Linked DNA regions of Homo sapiens: regions 1 and 3 are each linked to region 2. The links are chromatin contacts, found by Hi-C or POLR2A ChIA-PET in ENCODE. All regions are on one chromosome and are shown on one strand. The core of a region is the stretch at or near the end of the contact, and the rest is flanking DNA. Distances in the headings are between cores, read along the strand shown.

The links. Hi-C counts contacts between places; a loop is a spot of excess contacts on that map. ChIA-PET counts read pairs that join two places held with the same protein, here RNA polymerase II (POLR2A). Pooled maps may share reads with other maps.
Region 1: a map of B cell shows a loop between it and region 2 (18-fold over the local background). The contact joins the enhancer-like site here to the promoter of CSRNP2 in region 2. A Hi-C loop is called at or near these places in 4 of 168 maps with a recorded cell type or tissue (B cell, endothelial cell of umbilical vein, prostate gland and 1 more), 1 of 37 single-sample maps with no recorded cell type and 14 of 50 pooled maps. POLR2A ChIA-PET finds 5 or more read pairs at or near these places in 7 of 52 experiments (A673, AG04450, Caco-2 and 4 more).
Region 3: a pooled map shows a loop between it and region 2 (2.8-fold over the local background). The contact joins the enhancer-like site here to the promoter of CSRNP2 in region 2. A Hi-C loop is called at or near these places in 1 of 50 pooled maps. POLR2A ChIA-PET finds 5 or more read pairs at or near these places in 2 of 52 experiments (H1 and activated CD4-positive, alpha-beta T cell).

The regions. Positions count from the first base shown.
Region 1 is chr12:50,822,615-50,826,999 of GRCh38, reverse strand. No RefSeq gene overlaps it. Among named protein-coding and RNA genes, the nearest start is that of TMPRSS12, 18 kb to the left of the region's middle. Within about 2 kb of position 1,484, at least 3 of the 41 ENCODE cell types and tissues checked have a DNase peak (open chromatin) inside an H3K27ac peak, as active enhancers do; they include B cell, where a contact is called at or near this core.
Region 2 is chr12:51,080,866-51,085,357 of GRCh38, reverse strand. It overlaps CSRNP2 (cysteine and serine rich nuclear protein 2), which reads left to right and starts at 1,762. Exons shown (of 5, transcript NM_030809.3): 1 at 1,762-2,019. RefSeq lists an enhancer at 711-1,337 and a silencer at 1,711-2,200.
Region 3 is chr12:50,595,999-50,600,383 of GRCh38, reverse strand. All of the region lies in intron 1 of DIP2B (disco interacting protein 2 homolog B), which reads right to left. Among named protein-coding and RNA genes, the nearest start is that of DIP2B, 93 kb to the right of the region's middle. Within about 2 kb of position 2,808, at least 13 of the 41 ENCODE cell types and tissues checked have a DNase peak (open chromatin) inside an H3K27ac peak, as active enhancers do.

The sequences.
Region 1 (4,385 bases), core at 235-2,734, 260 kb after region 2:
ATTATCTTGGCTCACTGCAACCTCTGCCTCCTGGGTTCAAGCAATTCTCCTGTCTCAGCCTCCTGAGTAGCTGGGATTATAGGCATATGCCACCATGCCTGCCTAATTTTTGTATTTTTTATTTATTTATTGTTTTAGTAGAGATGGGGTTTCATTATATTGGTCAGGCTGATCTCGAACTCCTGACCTCAGGTGATCCGCCCACCTCGGCCTCCCAAAGTGCTATGATTACAGGTGTGAGCCATGACGCCAGACCTGAGTCTTTTATTTTTTTTAGTGGCTGATTTTGTCCCAAGTAATTATTTTTGCTTTAAAGTCTATCTTGTTCAATATAGTTATGCCAGCTTGCTTTTGGCTAATATTTGGTATAACTTTTTCCATGTTTTTACTTAAAGTACCAAGTCTTCAGCCCTGCTGTTTCCTTATATTTTAGATTTACCTCTTATAAGTACCATATAGTTAGATATTATTTCCTAATTCAACCTGACAATCTTTGTCATTTAACTAAAATGCCCAGTTTGTTTACATTTATTATGATTATTGATACATATGGATTGATTTCTACCATCTTATTTTGGGCTGTTTGTCCCACCTGTTTCTTTCTTTTTCTCTCCTTTCTTGTCTTTTGGATTGATGAGTGTTTTTACTGGGTATAGAATTCTAGGTGTTTGTGCACAATGATAAAGTGAAAAGTTGAGGGCCCTTTTGTTCTCTTTTGTCATCTCCAGAAGCAGAGTTTGAGCTTGTGAAAAACCATGGTTCATATGTATTTGGCATCCTTCACCTACCACAATACTTAGTACATAGTTAATTCATAGGAATTCCATTTATTTTGATTATCTTTGACTACAGCTGGCAAGATGTGGCCTTTTCCTTTTAAAAAATTTATTGCTAAGAACTCTAAGGCAGTTTTTGTTTAAATGTTTTGTAAACTTAGCCTATGTTATTTGCAGCTTTTCTGAATTAAAAAAAAAAATTGGCAAGCCTTTTCCCCAGATGCGGCATTAAATTCTAAGAGCTGTCAGTTGGGCAAAACTTTGATCATTTTGTTCCAAAATTAATTATTAAATCACCATACCTACGTTCCTCACTAAATTTCCTCTGGTCTACTTGATCGTTCATTTATGGAATGATACAGTATTAAGGTACCATTTATAAACTTCTAAAAAAAATACTGCAATCCAGCATGCATTATTTATGGATCTGTGTAAATATTAAAACAGGGACTGGGCTGGGCATGGTGGCTCATGCCTCTAATCTCAGCACTTTGGGAGGCCAAGGTAGGTGGACTGCTTGAGCTCACTAGTTCAAGGTCAACCTGGGCAACATGGCAAGACCATGTTTCAAAAAAAAAAAAAAAAAAAACAGGAAAGAAAAAAAGTAATTTTGGAGTTAGAGCTGTGTAAATCAGTGTGTAAAACTTCTGTGATTTTAAAATGGAGGGTTGCCATCTAGTGGACACATTTAAATAAAACCTTTAAAGTCTTTCATAATAGGTTATGACGCAATGGAATAAAGTTTTTCAGACTCTTCCACACCACACGTAAGAAAGAAGGTATATTCTGATAGTTAAAACAACTTTGGAGTTTATCAGACCTAGGTATGAACCCTGGTTTTCTTATTTACTGTGTAACCTTGGGCAAAGTTTCAAACCTGTCTGTACCTTAGTGAGTTTGAACTCAGACCTTCATTGATTTAACAAAGTTCCCAACTTACAATGGTTCAACTTACAATTTTTTGACTTTATGATGGTGTGAAAACGATACTCATTCATTAGGAAACACGCTTCAAATTTTGATCTTTTCCTGGGCTGGTGATATTCAGTATAATACTCTGGCAATGCTGGGCAGTGGCAGAGAGCCGCAGCTCCCAGTCAGCCATGTGATCAAGAGGGTTAACAACTGTTACTCTGCAGTCTACTGTGTTGCCAGATGATTTACCTATAGGGTAATCTAAGCATTCTGAGCACGTCTAAGGTAGGCCAGGCTAAGCTATGATGTTTGCTAGGTTAGGTGTATTAAATGAATTTTTAATTTACAATACTTTCAACTTACCATGGGTTTATCAGGATATAACTCCATCATTAACAGTAGAGGAGGTCAGGCGTGCACACCTGTAATCCCAGCACTTTGGGAGACCAAGGCGGGTGGGTCACCTGAGGTCACGAGTTCGAGAACAGCCTGACCAAGGTGAAACCCCATCTCTACTAAAAATACAAAAATTAGCCAGGCGTGGTGGCACGTGCCTGTAATCCCAGCTACTCCGGAGGCTGAGGCAGGAGAATCATTTGAACCCGGGAGGCGGAGGTTGCAGTGAGCTGAGATCACGCCATTGCACTCCAGCCTGGGCAACAAGAGCAAAGCTCCGTCTCAAATAAACAACAGCAACAACAACAACAAAAACCACAAACAATAAAACAGTAAAGGAGCATCTGCATTATGAAGCCCTCCAGTGAACTAGATTAGACTGTGGGGATGGTTTCCTAGACTGTGGGGAGATAGCAGAGCACAAAATTAGACAGTCTCCTCCTAGAGTTTAATAAGGGTTGTGTTAGGGGTACTGGGGAGGGACTACTATTAATATTTTAGAGTGGGCAGTTAGAAATTGGGTTTAAATCTTAGATCCCTTAATAATGCTTATATAACCTTAGGCAAATACCAGTCTCAAGGATGACATTAAGACCTAAGTTCAACACGAGCTGTAACACGGCTTCGTTCATCACTTTTTTCCTAGTAATGCTTGGAATAGAAAAGGCCTTCGATAAGTATCTGCTGAATGTATGAATGGCACTACTTTAGCATTACCTGAACACATTTCCTGGCGCCTAAGCACTCAATAAATTTTAGTATTAAGGAAATTACATGACTATGTATATTATGTACATAGGGAACCTTGGACTTAAAACAATTTTAGATTGATACATAATTTACCAGTTAAAAATTGTTATATACACTTACTGAAGGCAGCAAACTGCTGCATGTAACCCTATCAATATTGAGGGAAGGCCAGGCACAGTGGCTGACGCCTGTATTCCCAGCCAAGATCGCCTGAGGTCAGGAGGTCGAGACTAGCCTGGCCAACATGGCAGAACCGTCTCTAATAAAAATACAAAAATTAGACAGGCATGGTTGCGCACGTCTGTAATCCCAGATACTCGAGAGGCTGAGGCAGGAGAATCGCTTGAACTCGGGAGGCAGAGATTACAGTGAGCCAAGATCGTGCCACTGCACTTCAGCCTGGGCGACAGAGTGAGACTCCACCTCAAAAAAAGAAAATATATATATATTTATATATATATTATATAATTTAATTATATATTTTTATTATATATATAATTAAAATATATATTATATATAATATAATATATATTATATATAATATAATATAGATTATATATATAAAATCTATATTATATATAATATAGATTATATAATATAGATTATATAATCTATATTATATATAATAGATTATATATATAAAAATATACATATATTTATATATTTCCTCTATATAGAGAGAGGAAAAGGATCTCAACCACGCAATGGCAGAGAGATACGGTCTCTAATGCCTACCTATGTCTGCTACAAAAAAATTTACACCAATAAAGGGAGATGGTTATCAGAATCTCTCTCTCAAAAGTGGGAGGAGGGGATGGCAGGCACAGTGGCTCATGCCTATAATCCCAGCACTTTGGGAGGCCGAGGTGGGTGGATCACTTGAGGCCAGGAGTTCGAGACTAGCCTGGCCAACATGAGAAACCTCACCTCTACTAAAAACTACAAAAATTAGCCGGGTGTGGTGGCACAGGCCTATAAACCCCAGCTACTCGGGAGGCTGAGGCACGAGAATCACTTAAGCCTGGGAGATGGAGGTTGCAGTGAGCCAAGATTGCACCACTGCACTCCAGTCTGGGCAACAGAGCAGAGCAAGACTGTGTCTCCAGAAGAAAAAAAAAAAAGTGGGAGGAGGGGGTGTTAAATGGCCTAAACCTCCTCCAAATGACTGTCCCTCAAAAATTCCTGCCAAACTCTCCTAGAACAGCCTTCTGAATTCTACTACCTTGAGGTATGCGTTCCTTCACTTTTATAGTAAAACAAACAGTACTTATTAAAAACAGGCCAGGCGAGGTGGCTCACACCTGTAATCACAGCACTTTGGGAGGCCAAGGTGGGCGGATCACTTGAGGTCAGGAGTTCGAGATCAGCCTGGCCAACATGATGAAGCCCCGCCTCTACTAAAAATACAAAAATTAGCTTGGCGTGGTGACGCACGCCTGTAATCCCAGCTACTTGGGAGGCTGAGGCAGAATTGCTTGAACCCAGGAGGCGGAGGTTGCAGTGAGCCAAGAGTGGGACACTGCACTCCAGCCTGGGTGATAGAGCGAG
Region 2 (4,492 bases), core at 513-3,012:
AATATAAGGCACAGGGATAGAAACTAAGGAGAAGCACCATTTTAGAAATATGGTTAGGCATTTGTGCCCGGGAGTTTGAGGCTGCTGTGAGCCGTGATTGCGCCACTGCACTCCAGCCTGGGTGACAGAGTGAAATCCTGTCTCTTAATGCAGGGAAAAAGAAATATGGTTAGGGAAGATCTCGGATATGGGGACATTCGAGCAGATATTATGTGAGGGAGTAAGTATGTGGCTAGCTGGTGGAAGCCAGACAAAAGGCCCTGAGGTAAGAGAATGATTGCCCAGTTGAAGGAGCTGCAATGAGGCCAGTGTATTCAAGCAGAGTATGGAAGGGGGAAAGTAGAAGCAAACAAGATGACAGAACAAAATGAGGGGGCGGGGTGGGGGTCGGGGGACAAGAGAATGCAGCTCGAGCTTGCCGAGCCTTATAGTTCAAGGGAAAGACAACAAAGAAGAAACCAAGGCTATGTGTCCTTGGCAAATCACATACAACTTTTGACTTCTTAATCTTGGTTTTCCCCTTTTTTTTCTTTTTCTTTTTCTTTTTTTTTTTGAGACGGAGTTTCGCTCTTGTTGACCGTGCTGGAGGGCAATGGTGCAGTCTTGGCTCACTGCAACCTCCGCCTCCCGGGTTCAAGCCATTCTCCTGGGTCGGCCTCCCGAGGAGCTGGGATTAAAGGCACGTGCTACCACCCTCGGCTAATTTTTGTATTTTTAGTAGAGACAGGGTTTCACCATGTTGGTCAGGCTGGTCTCGAACTCCTGACCTCATGACCCGCCCGCCTCGGCCTCCCAAAGTGCTGGGATTACAGGCATGAGCCACCGCGCCTGGCGCCCTTTCTTAAAAATAGGTTGCGGAAGGGCGCGGTGGCTCATGCGTATAATCCCAGCACTTTGGGAGGCCGAGGCGGGCGGATCGCCTGGGCCCAGGAGTGCAAGACCAGCCGGGGCAACATGGCGAAAACCCCTTTTCTATTTAAATAAATAAATTAGTTTGCAAAGTTGAGAAGATTTTTTTTTTTTTTTTTTTGAGACGGAGTCTCGCTCTTTCGCCCAGTCTGCAGTGCAGTGGCGCGATCTCGGCTCACTGCAAGCTCCGCCTCCCGGGTTCACGCCATTCTCCTGCCTCAGCCTCCCGAGTAGCTGGGACTACAGGCGCCCGCCACCACGCCCGGCTAATTTTTGTATTTTTTAGTAGAGACGGGGTTTCACCTTGTTAGCCAGGTTGGTCTCGATCTCCTGACCTCGTGATCCGCCCACCTCGGCCTCCCAAAGTGCTGGGATTACAGGCGTGAGCCACCGCGCCCGGCAGCAATTTTTTTTTTTTTAAAGAAAACACTCAAAGCACTCCCTCATATAAGTAGATAACTCAAGATATTGCTTGTATTCTTTATAACCTGCGCAGGCTGCAATAAGTCATATTGCTGAAGACTAAGACCCCATGAGCGAGGAGAAGGGGGGATCATGTTCCTAATGGCGTGTGGTCAGGACACGAAAGAAAAAGGGAGCTTTGGAGGAGAATTCGTTTATTTAAGATCTGTAGCTGAGTCTCCTCTCTTCCCCCATTAAAAGGTTGCAGCAGAGCTGCCGCCTCGGGAGCCGGTTTGCGCGCCGGCTTCGGCTTTGCAGCAGTTACCGCCTACAACTCCCGGCATGCTGCTGGGTGTGGGCCGGCCCGTAGACTCCATTTCCCAGCCAGCCCCGGGTCTCGGTCAGGACGTGCCGGCGCCTATAAGAGCCAGTGCGCTGCGGCCGGATCCTATTGTTAGCCGGAGCCGGGGCGGTTCTGGGCGTCTGCTGCCGGGGGCGCCCGAGTTGCCGGAGACGCCCGGCCCTCTCTGCCTGCCGGCTGGGCTGCCCACCGCCCTCCCTCCCCGCCCTGCCGCCCTGGGAGCTCCCCGGCCGTCGCCGCGGGGCCCGGGACTCGCTCGCTCCTCCCTCCTTCCCACCGGGCTAGGGCGGCGGCGGCAGCGGGGGCGGCAGAGACCATCACGGGAGGAGGCAGCTGCGGCGGGGCCGGTAATGGGCCTAGGGGTGCGGGGCGGAGGGTGCCGCCTCGTCCTTTCTCGGGATCGGCCCTCGGGCGGCCGTGGAGGAGTGGTCAAGCCCAGAGCCGTGCGGATGGAGGGGTCAGAAATGAGAGGCTCGGACGGGAGCGGTCGGGGGGCGGGGAGGTCGGGTGCCGTTGGGAAGGAACCGAGTCGGGAAGAGGCGTGGGAGCGAGGGGCACCGAGGACGCTGGCCCGGACTGCGGGGGCAGCTCGCGGGAGACCGATGGGCGGCTTGGAAGCCTGCAGGATTGCAGATGAGGATTGAGTTCGGAATGGAGTGGAGAATGATGTAGGATGGAGGAAAGTGAAGGAAGGGGAGGGGGAACAGAGGAAAATGTGGGAGGAGTGGTTGGGAATTTGTGAGTAGCAGGCAGGAAGGGATGCGGAAGGCTGGGTAGGGGCTGCAGAGGATTGGAATGAGCGGGAAGGTTAGCAGGAATCAGAGGGAAGTGGGCCGAGAGCTGAAGGGTTCGGCAGGAGTGTTCATTAAAAGGAACTGGTGACTTGACATGTCCCTTCGCTCCGGTTCCTGATGTCTCCCATATTTCTGGCGTCGTGTGGGAAAATGAAAGCATCAATTGCCCTGGTTGCTAGCTTGATCTTTTTTCATAGGCCCAATTACGCAGCCAACTGCCACCCGTCCCTTTTAGTGCTGTGGTCTTGATTCATCCTTTTAAAGGGGTTGAGAGTGGCAGTGTGACACACAAACTGTTCTTCAGAATGAAATGCTAGAAGTTATCCCCACAAGACAACACTGTCCCCTTGTCCTGCAGTTTTCAGTTCAAGGTAAATTCATAGTTCAGATTTTTTTCTTCACTGGCTTTCTGTCTTGCAAATCCACAAAGCCAGGATGTTGGTTGTGCCGGTGTTATAAATGACTGGATATCCTTGAGAGTTAATGCAGCATCATGTTCCAGTTCCCACAAAGATCTGTCTTCCACACGATGGTAGTTTAGGCATGGAAAATTCTAACCTTGTGTTAGTGAATGGGTAAAAATCGGGGAGTGGGGGTGGTGAGTGCACGGCTTTCTTTAAACACCTAACTTAAGCGGGGGGTTTTCACTTGGGTGCTTTGTAAGTTCATGATCCTGGTGATCACAAAGACACATGGATCCATGAAATTCATGGTATATGAGAAACAACCACAGTATCTTGTAAAAGGAGAAACAGGGCAGGTCATTTTATTCAGGTTTATGGTAACACAGCAGCAAGCCTTCCTTCCAACCCAGCTACAGATGGTAGCCCTGACCATCTTACTGGAGGTTTTGATTCCTTGACCTTTAGCAGAAGGTTGGGTTCCAGTCAAGTGAAGAGGCTTTCTCCTGTGAGATGTAGCTTATTACTTTGGACTCATTTAAGAAAGAGACTTATATTACCTAAACTTTGCAAATAGATTCTTCCAGAAAATTTTGCCTGGGCAGTCCCTCTTGCTGCTCTCACATATGCTGTTTTTTTTTGTTGTTGTTGTTGTTTGTTTGTTTGTTTGTTTTGGTGGTTATAGGAATCCTTTTAGGCCTGAAAAAAACTTAGATCTAGTACTAAAATATACATATTCTGGTGGAACTGTTTATTAGGTGCTAGCCTGATGTATTCTGTGCTCTGGATCTTAACTATTTCATATAACTTTGGAAAATGTTCAGCTAGAAACTCTTGAGAAAAGACCATTAGACATGTAGCCAGAAAGTGTCAGCTGACCTTTCATTTCACTGGCATTTAAAAGCTTTAAAGAGAGTTGCATTATTTTCTCCAAAAGCATTTGTTGAGTTGGTCATTTTGACAGTTAACTGTCGGTTTTTACCTGCATTCCTAGGTGCTAAAACTTACAAGTGTATCTCTTGAACACAGGCATTGATCCTCTACCAATGAATAATTGAGAGAGGTAGGAATGACTGATTTTTCTAGTTGTAGTTTGAAAGATTAATTTGATGAATTGGAAAGTATGGAAACTATTCTGTTACTATTGCAAAGAAAGATTTATTTTTTTAAAAAATTTATTTTTATTTATTTTATTTTATTTTTTTAGGCAGGTCTGGCTCTGTCACCCAGGCTGGAGTGCAGTGGCACAATCTCAGCTCACTGCAACCTCTGCCTCCTGGGTTCAAGCAATCCTCCCGCCTTAGCCTCCCAAGTAGCTGAGACGACAGGCTCACACCACCATGCCCAGCTAGTTTTTGTATTTTTAATAGAGGTGGGGTTTTGCCATGTTGGCCAGGCTGGTCTTGAACTCCTGGCCTCAAGTGATCTGCCCGCCTTGGCCTCCCAAAGTGCTAGGATTACAGGCATGTGCCACCATGCCGGGCCAATTTTTTGAAAATACAGAGACAGGGTCTTGCTATGTTGGCCAAGTTGGTTTTGCACTCCTGGCCTCAAGCAATTCTCCTGCCTCAGCCTCCCAAAGAAGGATTTCTTCAGGGCACCATGGAAGTGAACAGGAGGTTTGT
Region 3 (4,385 bases), core at 1,559-4,058, 490 kb after region 2:
AAGGACATTTCTGTGGAGAACAGGAATCAATTTATTCTAGTATCAACACAGTTAAATAATTTAAAAAGTGAATTCACAGAAAATATTTTGTCCTCATCCAACACTAGCTGGTAGGGGCCAGGGATGGTTTTGGATATCACTTGAGATGTCAAAAGATGTCTAAATCAACTGTCCTGATTTTATCTATAAAGACTGAGGGGGCAGAGATATAATTCAAACATACATGATTCTTGAATTTACTTGTCTCCTACTCTGAATGAGTAAAAGTTAATTACTTACCATCATGAAAATAGTTCTTTCTGATTCTATAAAGTTGCACCATCTCTGACATTTGAGGTAGCTTACTAATTAAAAACAAAGGTTCTCAATATTTCAATTTTTTTTCCCTGCTCAGTTGAGCTGCAGGAAATGGAAGCAGTTGAATGTGAATATAAATACGGATGTCCTTAGAGAACTGTTGTCATAAATTACATGATCAGGAAAAGAGCAAAACAATACAAAAGATCATAATCTCAAAAATCTCCTATTGCCATCGCAGAAAACAGGTAATTTTTATAGAAATGGTGTTGATAATAGCTGTTACACTAATAAATAACAGTGACTCCAAGTTCCCTGGACAAAGGCTATGATTACACCCTGTCAAGCTTTCTATGTTATATTATACGAATAGCTGGTTAAAATGAAGAAATAATGAAATCAGACCATCCCTTCAGGGGAAACAATTGCAGTGTTCAAGAGTTGTTTTTTTGTTTTGTTTTTTGTTTTTTTGAGACTGAGTCTTGCGCTGTTGCCCAGGCTGGAGTGCAATGGCGCAATCTCGGCTCACTCAACTTCCGCCTCCCAGGTTCAAATGATTCTCCTGCCTCAGCCTTTCAAGTAGCTGGGATAACAGGCATGCACTACCACACCCACCTAATTTTTTGTATTTTCAGTAGAGACAGGGTTTCACCATGTTGGTCAAGCTGGTCTCATACTCCTGACCTCAGGAGATCCACCCACCTTGGCCTCCCAAAGTGCTGGGATTACAGGCGTGAGCCACCGTGCTCAGCCTGTTCAAGAGTTTTTAAATTTTAATTTTTTTTTTTTTTTTTTGAGACAGGGTCTCACTCTGTGGCCCAGGTTGAAGTGAAGTGGTGCCATCTCGGTTCACTGCAACCTTCACCTCCAGAGCTTAGGCAATCCTCCCACCTCAGCCTCCTGAGTAGCTGGGACTACAGGTGCAGGCCACCATGCCCTGCTAATTTCTGTATTTTTTTGGTAGAGATGGAGTTTTGCCATGTCGCCCAGGCTGGTCTTGAACTCCTGGACTCAAGCAATCTGCCCACCTCAGACTCCCAGAGTGCTGGGATTACAGGCCTGAGCCACTGTGCCCAGCCAAGAGTTTTTTTTTTTTTTAATGTTTATATGTGTTGACCCAATACTTCTTCTAGGAATCTACCCAAAAGAAAGACAAAAATGTGTCCACTCAATGGGAAAGGATAGGAGAGGGGGGAGAGGGGAGGGGGAGAGGGGAGGGGGAGAGGGGAGGGGGAGAGGGGAGGGGGAGAGGGGAGGGGGAGAGGGGAGGGGGAGAGGGGAGGGGAGAGGGGAGGGGGAGGGGGAGGGGGAGGGGAGAGGGGAGGGGAGGGGAGGGGGAGGGGGGAGGGGGGAGGGGAGGGAAGGGGATCTGAAGACATCTTGGAAGATGCTGGTAAAGGATTATCATCAAAGCTGCAACTGAAAGAAAGAATAAAAAAGGGAAAGGAGATGTTTTATATTCTCATTAGAGAAAGGAGAGCAGGCTGCTTTGTAAAAGCATCCATTTATAGATGACCAGAGAGATGACGCAGTGGCAGTCACGAGGAATTTGGTGTTGCAAAAGGATACATTTTAGAGCAATGTGAGAAGTAGTGGAAAAGCCAGGTAAAATAATATGTTCCAGAAGTCTCTAAGAGGAAGAGGATGGAATCAGGGGGTTGAGGGAGGGAAAAGGAGGGTAGTGTGAGGGAGGAACAGAAGGCAGGCCAACAAAAGGACTTGTGTTAAGATTCTCCCTAAGGGTGTAAGTCTAGAATTAAAACTACTTAACTTTTTTTAAATATATATATTCAAGAAGGCCACATCTTGTGATGAAGGTTGAATCCAATGTTTCCAAGACAGTATCATCCTTATTACCTTAATTATGTGGCTAACCCAGTTTTTATAAATGATCAGGATTCCTGGTCTCTCCTTCCTCTAAAGGAAAGAGAAAAAGTCCTTTGCTCAGTAATGCAAAAGTGGGGTAGGTGCAAATGACTTGACGGCATTAAAGAAACTAAATCAAACTCATATTTAGAAATTACTTGAGTTATTTCTGAAACTTACATCAGTCAGTCATATGGCTGCTCTGGACCCAACCTGAAGGAATTAAGTGTGACCCCGTTCAGTTCAGCAAGCGTGCTCACTTTATCTCACTAAGTTTGCATAAAGAAAAGGAAATCTGAAAGACTGAAAACAGCTCAGCCAATGAGTAAAACTATCAAAAGAACTTGACTGTTCAGTTTTCATCCTTCTCCTTAATTGTGAGAATTCACTTTAATGCATACTTTATGTGCACAAAGACTGAAAATGTAATTACAAAAAAAGCAGCTCTAAAATACTATTAAAGCACTCTGTTGTTTCGGCTAAACAGGAGTCGGCAGTCATCACACACTTGCCAGTCTGTATCACTTGTGACTCAGTCAAGGACTGAACAGGAAATGTGCATGAGCCACCCTCACTGACTCCCATGTGCTGTGTTCTCCTCCTCTCAAACTCCCCCAGATCCATCAGACAACACGCATCCCATCCTCTGATTCAAAGAAGTGATGCTCGTTTGTATTAACGCTCCTCCATGCATAGAAGGGCTCAGCACCACCTAATGGTGCTATATTAAGGTAACACTCTTATTTTTAACCTTTTCCCTGTTTAGAATAATCAAAAAAGTGAGATAGCTGCTGTCTGCGTACTCCAGTTATTTGCCCAATGGATAAACTAAGAAAATTATTTAGATGAAGTACTATGATACTGACAAAGATCCAAAGATTTCAATATAAGATGCCAGATTTTCAAATGCCTTTTCTTAAAATATTTTTTAAATGATTTAAGTAGTTATGTTGTCAAATAATTAATAGTTTCCCCATTCCAACATGTGCTATTGAGCCCTTAAAAAGAATGAAGTAAATCTACATATGTTGACATGGAAAGTTCTCTAAGATAATTATGTGAAAAACAAGGTGCAGAAGAGTTTGTGTAGTGGAGTGCCTTGGTATAAATGGTGTCTCTGGGTATATATTCTTGTTTTGCCTAAAAGGCCATAGAATTCACAAAAGACTGGGGAAATTGGTAAGTTTCCCTACCTACATAACAAAAAAACTAAATTATTTCTTTTAAAATTTAAATTTCTAAAAGAAGTTAGTGGAAATATTTACTCATATAAATATCTGACTACATTTAAAGTAAATACTAATGATTCTTTCATAAAAAGTAATAACCACCAAGTTTTAAGGAAATATAACTAACCAAGACAAGTGACAGCTATTTTTAAAAACACGTAAATAAGATTTATCTAAATATCTTGGGTTATCCAACTCCTTAGTTACCGAATTCTCAGTCTATTTTTTTCATCTGTTTATTTATTTATTTAGAGACTGGGTTATGAGACTGGCTAAGTTTTGAATTTTTGGTAGAGGTGGGGTTTCGCCATGTTGCCCAGGCTGGTCTCAAACTCCTGGGCTCAAGTAATCCACTGTCTCAGCCTCCCAAAGTGCTGGGATTACAAGTGTCAGTGACGGCACCTGGCCATGAATTCTGTCTATTTTAATTCCACTTGAAAACTGTCTCTTTTAGGATCATCCAAACCAGGTCAACCTTCTGAGAGGTTCCCAGTCCTGGAGACAGGTCAAAAGTGAAGCTCAGACTGGTCTGGCACTTATACAGCCATTAGGAAGAGATGAGCAGAAAAGCTCTAAGATTCCACAGCCCAGACTGGCTATGGATATTAACGACCTGCCTCCAACCATCCATACCTGTTCTTTTGTTAATCTGTTTTTACCACCATGCAAGAGAGACAACCAAACTCATACAGTCAAAACTGAGTCATAAGACCCTCTCCCAATTTTTTATTTTTTGTTTCTACTTATAATTCTTACTTTTATACTTCTAAAACAATTCTATCCCTGTTAAAGACTCCTTTCGATATACTAAGTTTACTTACAAGTAAATTTGGAAACATGGAACTTCAACTACAAAGCACTCATAAATGACCTTGAATTCTTCTTACATGAACCAAAGTCTTACAGCCATGGACTTCTCAGACTAGAATACTACATGAAGATGGGAGCACCTATTGGCAAAGTATGATCAAATTATTCTGCTTTACTGAACAT